2 separate regions of the Homo sapiens genome follow, and region 1 is linked to region 2. Evidence: chromatin loops called from intact Hi-C (ENCODE). Cell type or tissue: PC-3. All regions are shown on one strand.

Region 1 (5,000 bases), 280 kb after region 2:
CACAGCTTGTCCTCTCTCATTGAAATTATACTCTCATATCCCTTAGGTCTTTTCTGGTTTTCTCACTGTTTCAGGGCTAGAGTGTTCATGGAATCCACTGGGAAATATCCATTCTTGTCATGTCTCCTCAAACTTGATTCCAAGGACACTTCTATCTTTGAGTTTCTTTTGTGGGTGTTCTCACCCCAACCCAGTTTGGCCTGAGTATCTGTGTGGGTCACATATAACCAATATTCCTTTATTTATCTATCTTTGTCAGTTTTATCTTTTAAAATGTTTTGTCTATATCATATTTCTAGACTAATAATTCATGTATTAATAAAAGACAACTAATTAATAATCAGTATTTGTAATTACCATGAGACAAATAGCATAAAAGCATTCAAGTGGTGTAATCCTAATCAAAAGAAAGGAAACAAGGTGCTTGGTTTAAACTAGTAAGGCTCATAATATGGGTAGATAACTTAAGTTTGGAGCTTAAGTTTGGAGCTCTCCGTGGTAAAATACAGTCTTTATACTTGGAATTATTGGAATAGATGACCATAAAAAAAACTCTCACAAGTCTAAAAAGTGGGTATTTAATACTTATGATAACAATACCAAAAGAAAAAAAAATACAGATAGCACTACGATTTTATTGTTTGATCCTTGCCTTTCAGAAAGGCTTATAATATACTTGAAGTGACTAGATCTACAGAAAGATACATATTACATTGCTATAAAAACTTTTATGTCAAAAAGAGTATAAGACAAGTGTATTTAGAAAAACTATCCAGCAGGGGATCATGTAGCAGGTGAAGTGAGTATTGAAAGTGAGCTGAAATTAGGATAAGCAAAAACAGAGGGAAAATACAGTTATTTAAGGAGAAAAAGTGATGCCAGAAATAAATGAGCAAAACAAGGATTAGGATCTGACTAGGGGTCATTTTAAGACTGAGTTGTGCAAATATATTTGACCAGTGGATTTGCTACATAGAAATCACTCATTTAGTATTTGCCAAATGAACATGGAATGAATAAAATGCATTTCATTAGACTATCTGTTACTCCTCCTTACTGAAAGTTATTTATTAATTTTTTTATTGTTGTTATTGTTGGTTGCTCCCCTTCAAGTACTTGACTTCATGACTCACTGGCTTCTTTTCAATCCTTTTCTCATCTCTTTTTTTCTATTAAATCACTAGGTGAGCTCCTGCAGACTCCTGGCTTTAGATACCATCTTTATGCTGATGACTTCCAAATATTATTTCCAATCTGACCTCTTTGTCTCTCTCTGTCTGTGTGTGTGTGTGTGTGTGTGTGTGTGTTTACTACCTCCTTAGCATCTCCACTTGGATATCTGATATAGACTTTAAATTTGACATGTTCAAAAGAGAACTCTTGATTTTCATTTATCATTCCCACAAAAATTTTTTTCTCCCCCAGTCTTCTCCATTAGTAGAGAGTACTGCCATTCATCCAGCTGACAAATCCAAAAACCAAGGGGTTGTATTCAATACCTAATTCCCTTAAACTCCACAATCAATTTATTAGTGAATTCTGTTGACTCAATTTTCAACATGTATATAGAATCTGATAGTTTCTCATCATTTCCAACACTATTTTTCTATCTTCTCTAGACTAGAAGATTGCAGTAAACTTCCTAAATACTCTCTCTGTTTCTATTCGTATATGCTTCAGTCTCTATTTCTTATTTTACACATTATAGCCACAGTGATCCTTTTGCAATTAGAAGCAGATCAGTTCACTTCTGTAGCTCAAAACTTTTAATGGTTTTCCGTCTACTTAGGATAAAACTCAAACTCATTTTCTTGGCCTTAACCAAACAAAAGCCTGGCATGATCTGGCTCCTCTCCACCTTACAACTTTCCCCTTGCTTACTCAGTTCAGGTTCACTGGCCCTATCATGTTTTACTAACATACCACAAGTTGTTTACACACCTCTCATCTGCATCTTTAAATAGCATGCTCCTTTCACATGCTGGTCAAATCACTCCCTATTCAGGTATCCCTTTCCAAAGCAAATGATCTGAAACAGGACCCCTTATTGCTATGCATGTTCTCTACCTTCTTGCTGTGTTTATTTTTTGAACTATTATATAAACTTGTATTATCCCTTTTTATTTCATTTACTTATTACCTGTGTATCAAACCCTCATGGAGACTCTATCAAGGTCGGTGCTTCTGCTTTGCTCTCAACTGTGTTCCCAGCGTCTAGAACAGAACAATGTAAGTGCTTAGTAGATACATGTTCAATACATGAATAAGACTAAATATTGCTTATTTTCTTGTATATTATCTCCTTTGGTAAGTTGGGTAAGAGAGCTTTATCTGTAAAGCAATAAAGTAGGGTTAGTATAATCATTGAAATTGTATGCCCTAGAGTCCAACTGCTTGGATTTAAACAAATCCAAGCTCCTTCAGATGTGATCTTACATTATCTTGAATACTTGCTTAAGTTGCCTATGCCTTAGTTTTATTTCAATGTAAAAAAAAAGGACTAATAATGATGCCTGTATACAGAGTTGTAAGAATTAAATGAGGAACACATCCAAAGCATTTAGAACAGTGTCTGACATGCAGAAGCATTAAGTAGATGCTAGGTTTTATTTCCCCTTAATTTGTTTTATTCTAATTTGACATCCTCAAAGGTATGGTTACAGATATTCAGTATTTTTTTTTCAGATAGGGGACTCACTCTGTTGTCCAGACTGGAGTACAGTGGCACCACCACAGCTCACTGCAGCCTCAACATCCCCGGGCTCAAGCGATCCAACTGCCTCATCCTCCCAAGTAGCTGGGACTACAGACACACAACAGTACACCTGATTAATTTTTATTTTTAGTTTTTGTAGAGATGGGGTCTTCCTACATTGCCCAGACTGTTCTTGAACTCCTGGGCTCAAGCAATCCTTGCATCTCGGCTTCCCAAAGTGCTGGGATAACAGGTGTGAGCCACCATGCCTGGCCCATCATGCATATTAAAATCCCTCATTGAAAGGGAAGAGCACGTTTTTTTCTCTTTTTCCCTGACTTTTTCTCTGGCTGGGCCACTACTAAGCAATTATCACTGAAGTTATAACTCCTGCTCTTCCTATGAGGACATTCAGTGGATCCCTTGATTTGATACTTTATCCTTTTATTCACTTGGTTATGATATAAGTACATTAGAAGAATCTGGCTTCCTTTTTGCTAAATCCTGTTCTTCAGTTCATCTTATTATTTGGCCTTCATGAAGGTAATTTAATTCATAAGACAATTTGACAGGGCCAATACACATTCTTTTATCACATCCAACAGATTCAGATAATTGAATGCATTAAGCAAGGCTTTATCCTTAGAGTCAAGATTAATCCAATCCTCATACAGAAACTTTGTGATAGCAAAAACTTGCAAATCAGGTTAATTAAATTAGTAAAGTTTTAGAACCACAGCACTTTCTGTAGCATGTCAATCTACTAAAAATATTAAAAATTACTGGTTAACGGCTGGGCACGGTGGCTCACGCCTGTAATCCCAGCACTTTGGGAGGCCTAGGCGGGCAGATCACGAGGTCAGGAGATGGAGACCATCCTGGCTAATACCATGAAACCCCGTCTCTACTAAAACTACAAAAAAATTAGCCGGGCGTGGTGGTGGGCTCCTGTAGTCCCAGCTGCTCGGGAGGCTGAGGCAGGAGAATGGCGTGAACCTGGGAGGCAGAGCTTGCCGTGAGCCGAGATTGCACCACTGCACTCCAGCCTGGGTGACAGATTGAGACTCCATCTCAAAAAAAAAAAAAAAAAAAAAAAATTACTGGTTAACACATAGGACAATTTGAATAATTCATTAAGCATTGTGAAGGAAATGAAGATAAATAGGTTTATGAAATTTTTCTTCAAATACTTAACCTCTAGAAGGGAAAATATATAACTACATTTACAATAAAAGATAGAAAAAAATAGATACTTAAAGGAAATGTCTACAAAGTACTATAGGAGGTGAGCTGAAGCAACAATTATTTCTGAATGATTGCATTATGGGAAATTTCATTGATAGGTAATGTTTAAGGAGGTCCTTGAAGGAAAAATTATTTTGAGACATGAGAACATGATCTGGGAGAAGGAATAACATTCCAATATGGAGGAGCATCATAAGCAAACCCATCAAGGCTGAAAATTTTGGTACATATGTGAGGCAAAGGAAGAAGTTATTTGGACTGTAGCCTTTAAATGGATTCCTAAATAAATTTGGAAAAGTATGTTGGTATATATTATAGCATATTAGGAGGAAAGTTTTGGTTTCATAGTCAAAAGAAAATGACTGCAGTTGAGGAAAATTGGTCAAGAATAATACGTAAGGTGCTTGTATGTGGGAAAGACAGGAGGCAGAGTGACCAGAGAAGGGAGTATTCCTATCCCTAAGACAAAAGAGTTTGAACTAGGATTTAAGCAGTGACGATAGAAAACAAAGGAAATAGAAGTAAAATCAGTGAGTCTTAGAAACTGCTAACTTCTGTAGGGTGGGCTAAAGGAAAAGATGCAGTGATCCTGAGGGCTTAAGGCTGGGAAATGGAGTGTTGGCAAGGACACTTAAAGAGCGGCCATTTGGACAGGCGAGTGAAGAGTTGTTTTTTTACAGCCTGGGTTTGGGCATCAAGCATTCATCTAGACATACTTAATTGGTAGTAAGCTTCTGAGTCTGGTAACATAAAGCAATGGTTAAAGCTGAAGGGTCTTGAAGTCTGTAGGCAGTAAGAGCTGAATTAAGGATGAAAGTGATTCTCAAGGGAATGTGGAGAAGAAAAGCTAGAGACAATCCACAAGAAGCAACCACATATATGAAGCAATGGAGGAAGAGAAGACAAAGAAAGTAGTCAGATTATTTAGAGACAGAGAATACAGCCATTAGTTTTGTAAGTAACAATCGTCTGATTTCCACCTATGAGACATGTAGGAATCCTGTACCAATGGGGATTGGTGTGTGGAGCCAGAATGAACAATTCAAAACAAATCCTAGAA
Region 2 (5,000 bases):
TTGGTTGTCCCATGAAAAAGAGAGCACTTGCTGGGTTATTACTATACATCTGTATATGCATGTGATATGAGATTACCACTGCAGAATCTAGGGTTAGGATTTTATCCGATCCTCCAAGAATATTATATAAATACATACATATATATATATATATATATATATATATATATATATATATATATACACACACACACACATATACATGACAATTCTGATAATGAATGAACCAAGAGTTTTGTTAAAAGGCATATGTTGCTATGGCAATTTGCAATGTCTTCTCTGCACAGAAATATCTAGGATATTACTGATTACTTCAATAAGACCAAAGAGAAAGTCAGCCCAAGTCTGAGCCACAATAAAAAGGAAAGGGCTACAGAAAAAACAAATTTTGCACATGATTAATGAGTACTAGCTGTGGCATTAAGTGACAACTTTGATTTATTTTGATCCTTAAGATAAATGCATTAAATATTACTCTTCTCCATTCCCATCAATGTAACAATTGTGTTCATTACATTTCTTGATATAAATGAGACTTGGATGTGATAAATGCAACCCTGGTTAGAATATTGGTATAATGACCCAACTGTTTCCCCTACCTCCAACCCCACACTTTTCCATTTAATATATCTTGTTCACCATCACTAGTTTGATCTTCCTATGGCTGCCTACAATCCCTCTCTCTTCCAAAACTTTCACGATTTCTCTGTGAATGCATGAAGGCCACCTCCTTACATTATTTGATGCTCTTCTCTCTCAGATACGCATTCATTTCCCCTGGCATCTTCTACAGATTATCGAAGGCCTATTATGCCTTTCCTCTTCACCACAGCTAGAAATGATTCTACTCTTTTTCTGCCTTTTTCTAGTTCTAATTTTTATTGCTTGTGTTATTATCTGCTTCTAAGACACTAGTGATAATTTAGCCACTTAAGCATATAATCTTGAAATGCTATTTAACCTTTTGGGCCTCAGTCCCTTTATCTATGAAATATATAAAATGAATTAGAGTCTGATTGGTTTTGTGGGCCATGGGGTCTTGGCTACTCAATTCTACCATTAGCTGACATGGACGATATGCAAATAAATGAGCACGAATATTCCATAAAATTTTATTAACAAAAACAGGCATCCCAGGCTAGATTTTGCCTGTAAACCATAGCTGGCCAACCCTTATAGTATGCTATAATTTCTGAGTCTCCTTCCAGTGCTAAGATTCTATGAGAAGGCAAAAAGCCATTTCTATTCCTAACATCAAAGGGATAAAGTTTTCCCTTAAAGTTTCTCTTCATAAGATATTACCCTAGTCAATTGTCATTGATCATGATATATGATTTTGGTCTTTGCTCTCTCTTTGCTTAGCACATGTCACATTGTTGTAGATGTATAGATGTTTTAATGCATATTCTGTCAGCATAGTAAATACAGAAGGACAGTTCTCTCAGTTCTACAGCAGGTCATTCTGACCAGAGTATGAACTGGGCACACACATTTATCAATTTTCTCCAAACTTCTTTTCATAGGTCAAATTACATGTGATACTACACTTGTAATCTTCTTGCTTCCTGATACATCAGGATATAAGGAATATGGTAGGCATTGTATAAAGCTGTTTAGATAATTAACGTTAGGTACACAGGATCATGTGTGATATTAATATTTTCATGTGAAAAATGCTATTTCATGAGCCATCATCTGCTCCTCAACCTGTGATAAAATTTGTAGCTTCCTGGCAGAACATATCGATAAAAGTACCTGATCTTAGATATATTGAACCCTAGCTTGATTAATATTTTGCTCAAGTAGAAAATTAAGTGGTGGTAGGGAATGCCCACATTTCATGTTGCTTTCCTGTGGAGTCTGTTTCTATCCATCTTTGATCTAGCATTAATTAGCACTTTTTCATATTCAATAACACTTCATTTACTAGGCATGAGCTTTTCTTAAAAACGAAGTTCCTAAGCATCTCAGGTAGAACATGTATAAGAAAATAAAAGCCTGCATATCTTTTCCTTATTCTTCCTGCAGTTATCTTTCAAATCTTTGTGTAATGGGAACTAAGACTCTATCTGTAGTCTTACCTCTGAAAGCAAAATCCTATATCCAGTGTAGTTGTATCATTGTTATTGACTTGAAGCCCATCTAGTGGTTTCTTTATCCTGATAGCCTATCTGAGTTTCATTTCCTTAATAAGAAGGGTTGGAGTTCCATATCAGGTTATATGATATATTTGCTCCTTGTTTTGCTCCAAAATTTCCTGTTCAAGTAGGGTGTCCTGTATAAAATATCTTTACATGTCCACTGTTTTAAAACTGTTTTTTTTAATCTGTCTGGATCTATATTCACTAATACAGAGTTTGTCTGCCCAGAAAACATGAATTTGAATCCCTGTTATCAGTCTATTGGGTACGTGCAGAGACCCCAGAAATAGCAAATCTTCCAAAATATTGGAACATTTTTGTCTGGGTGATTCTGCTACAGTGTAATATACCTACCATCATAATAAAATAAAACTATTTTTCTTTTTCTTCTAACTCCAGATTCTTAGATGGTTGTGAGACTGGCTTTAAGGAATCCAATCCCTAAGCAAATGTGTTCTTAACACATGAGTTAGGAAATAATTATTCTCATCACAGAAGAATTCCTGTAGAGAAAGATTGCTTCAGAATTTCTTTTGGAAATTAGTTTTTCTTTGTTCTTAGGCTTATTGTTTGTCAGAAACACAGAAAAGCCATTAATTTAAAGGTTTATGTGTAGAGCCATATCAGTAGAGAAAATCCAGAAGAAGGTGAAGCAATTCTGTAACCACTGTCTTAGGCAATGATAAACTAACCGGATAATCAGAAACACATCTCTGTATAATATGAAGTTCACCTCAAGTAGTGCACATTTGATGTACCTATTCATTCAACTTTGAAATGCTGTTGCTAACCTTGACTCTTTCTCATCCCTTTCTTTCCATATAAATTGGCCAACAAATTCCATCACTTTTACCTTCTAAGTAGTTCTCAAACTTGTTCCCTCTCATTTATTCCCTCTGCCAAGGTACTTCAATTCACTGGCTCAACAAATATCTATTTAGGGTCAACTGTGTGAAAGTCATTGCCCTAGATGTTTAGGATACAACTGTTAAAAGAACAAACAACGTTACTTTATGGGTCTTACATTCTTATTCAGAATTTCATTATTTCTTGCTTGAATTGCAACATAAATCTTTTGCTTCTAGCCGGCTCTCACTGGAGACTATACCCGATGCTAACACCAGAGCTGTCTTTCTAAAAGATAATCCGGATCATGTCACATTCCATATTCAAATGGCTCTTTATCACCAACTTTGTAAATGCCACGTCTGGTAACCATCTTGGAGGACTGAGCCACACCTGCCTAACTTCATTCTCCACCACTCCCATCCCTTTTCTTCAGTCACACTGGACTAAGTGCTGCTCCTAGAATAGGCAGAGATGAGGTTTTCATGGCTGTATGACTGCACCTGCTGATTTTGCCATAAATTCTACACTCCCATGTCAAGAAGAAATTTCTACTCAACTCTGAACAAAGTCATCTTTGCCTTTGGCGGAGAGTTAATGTTTTCATGTGTTAACTTGTAGAAATGTTCAAAACATGCTCTTTTTAAAAGTGACACTTACAGAATTCTATCTATTTATATTCTTGTTTTTCATTCCTCAATATCAGTCCCATTAGACTGACAGTTTTTCGAAAGCAAAATATATGTCTTCTTTGGGCTAACCAGTAATTTGTTGAAAAAAAAGTAGAAACTAACAGGTGTAGTATACAAGAGAGATTCTGTGCTTACCTTAAAAGGGATACTTATAGGAATATAAATTTTGCTTTAATAAAGTTTTATTTTCAACCCTCTCTTATTTATGGCATCTAATATGACTTCACTGGGTGTATGGGCCTCATTGACAAAATCTACCAAAACCAAAGAAAAGAAAAAAATATCATTTAAAATCATATGCAAATTATTCTGTTCCAATAATTTTACTATCTAGGCATAACTTAAAATAGGGCTTAGAAAAGTTTAGTGTTTAGCATAGTTATCTAAAAAGAACAATATCCCTTTTAAAAGGAACATGCATGGAAATATTAATAACCTTAGAAGTACAGGATCTTAAATCACTCTTTCATGGGTTTTAATACCTTACTCTGCAGGAACTTTATGGTCTTTCCATAAAGACTTTTCATATATATAAAAAAGTAGTGTTTCTGGAACTCATGAAAAGTGGGCATATAAAATAAATCCTGAAGGAAGAGCTTAAATAATTATGTGCATTGAGTGAGAGACGGAAACCCAGTCTCAATGTAGGGAGACTGAAGGGCTCAGGCAGCACTCATGCATCCTTAGGGAATGTGGTAGATGGGCTAAGAGCTGCCCAGATTTTTTTCAAAACCAGCATATTCCCAGGTATCACTAAATTTTGAGAGAAAAAGTTATTAATGAGTCTTAAAAAATAATTGAAACAATTTAATTTAATGAAGTAGAAACAATTTAAAAGAACCGTATTATGTGGATTTCCTTGAGGAAAAACAAAACAAAACAAAAACCAAATAGCCAGTATTAAGATCTCTCAAGCTTGTGAACCCACTGTGCTCACAAAGGTATAGAAATAACCTCAGTAGGCCAGGTACAGTGGCTCACACCTATAATCCCAGCACTTTGGGAGGCCGAGGCGGGAGTATCACTTGAGGTCAGGAGTTCAAGACCAACCTGGCCAACATGGTGAAACTCCGTCTCTACTAAAAATCCCCAAATCAGCTGAGCACAGTGGCACATGCTTGTAATCCCAGCTACTCGGGAAGCTGAGGCAGGAGAATCGCTGGAACCTGGGAGGCGGAGTTTGCTATGAGCCGATACTGTGTCACTGCACTCCAGCCTGGGCAACAGGGTGAGACTCGGTCTCAGAAATAAATAAATAAATAAATAAGAAATAACTTCAGTAAAGTAAGGTTCTGGTCTGTCTAAACAAATGTTTGTAAAT

What was found. Hi-C counts contacts between places; a loop is a spot of excess contacts. Peaks named below come from ENCODE experiments on the same cell type or tissue, not always from the same donor. Only the 100,000 strongest peaks of a DNase experiment are listed, where the experiment ranks them.
Region 1: it touches region 2 in a loop (2.1-fold over the local background); 1 of 110 quality-filtered maps calls a loop at or near these places.

What each region holds. Positions count from the first base shown.
Region 1 is chr6:54,653,464-54,658,463 of GRCh38, forward strand. It overlaps LOC107986606 (a long non-coding RNA gene), which reads right to left. Exons shown (of 3, transcript XR_001744176.3): 2 at 2,141-2,214. Among named protein-coding and RNA genes, the nearest start is that of FAM83B, 190 kb to the right of the region's middle. In PC-3, no CTCF peak of the experiment used is centred here; a DNase peak (open chromatin) is centred at 1,898; H3K27ac peaks cover 313 bases.
Region 2 is chr6:54,372,590-54,377,589 of GRCh38, forward strand. All of the region lies in intron 9 of TINAG (tubulointerstitial nephritis antigen), which reads left to right. Among named protein-coding and RNA genes, the nearest start is that of TINAG-AS1, 7.5 kb to the left of the region's middle. In PC-3, no CTCF peak of the experiment used is centred here; no DNase peak of the experiment used is centred here.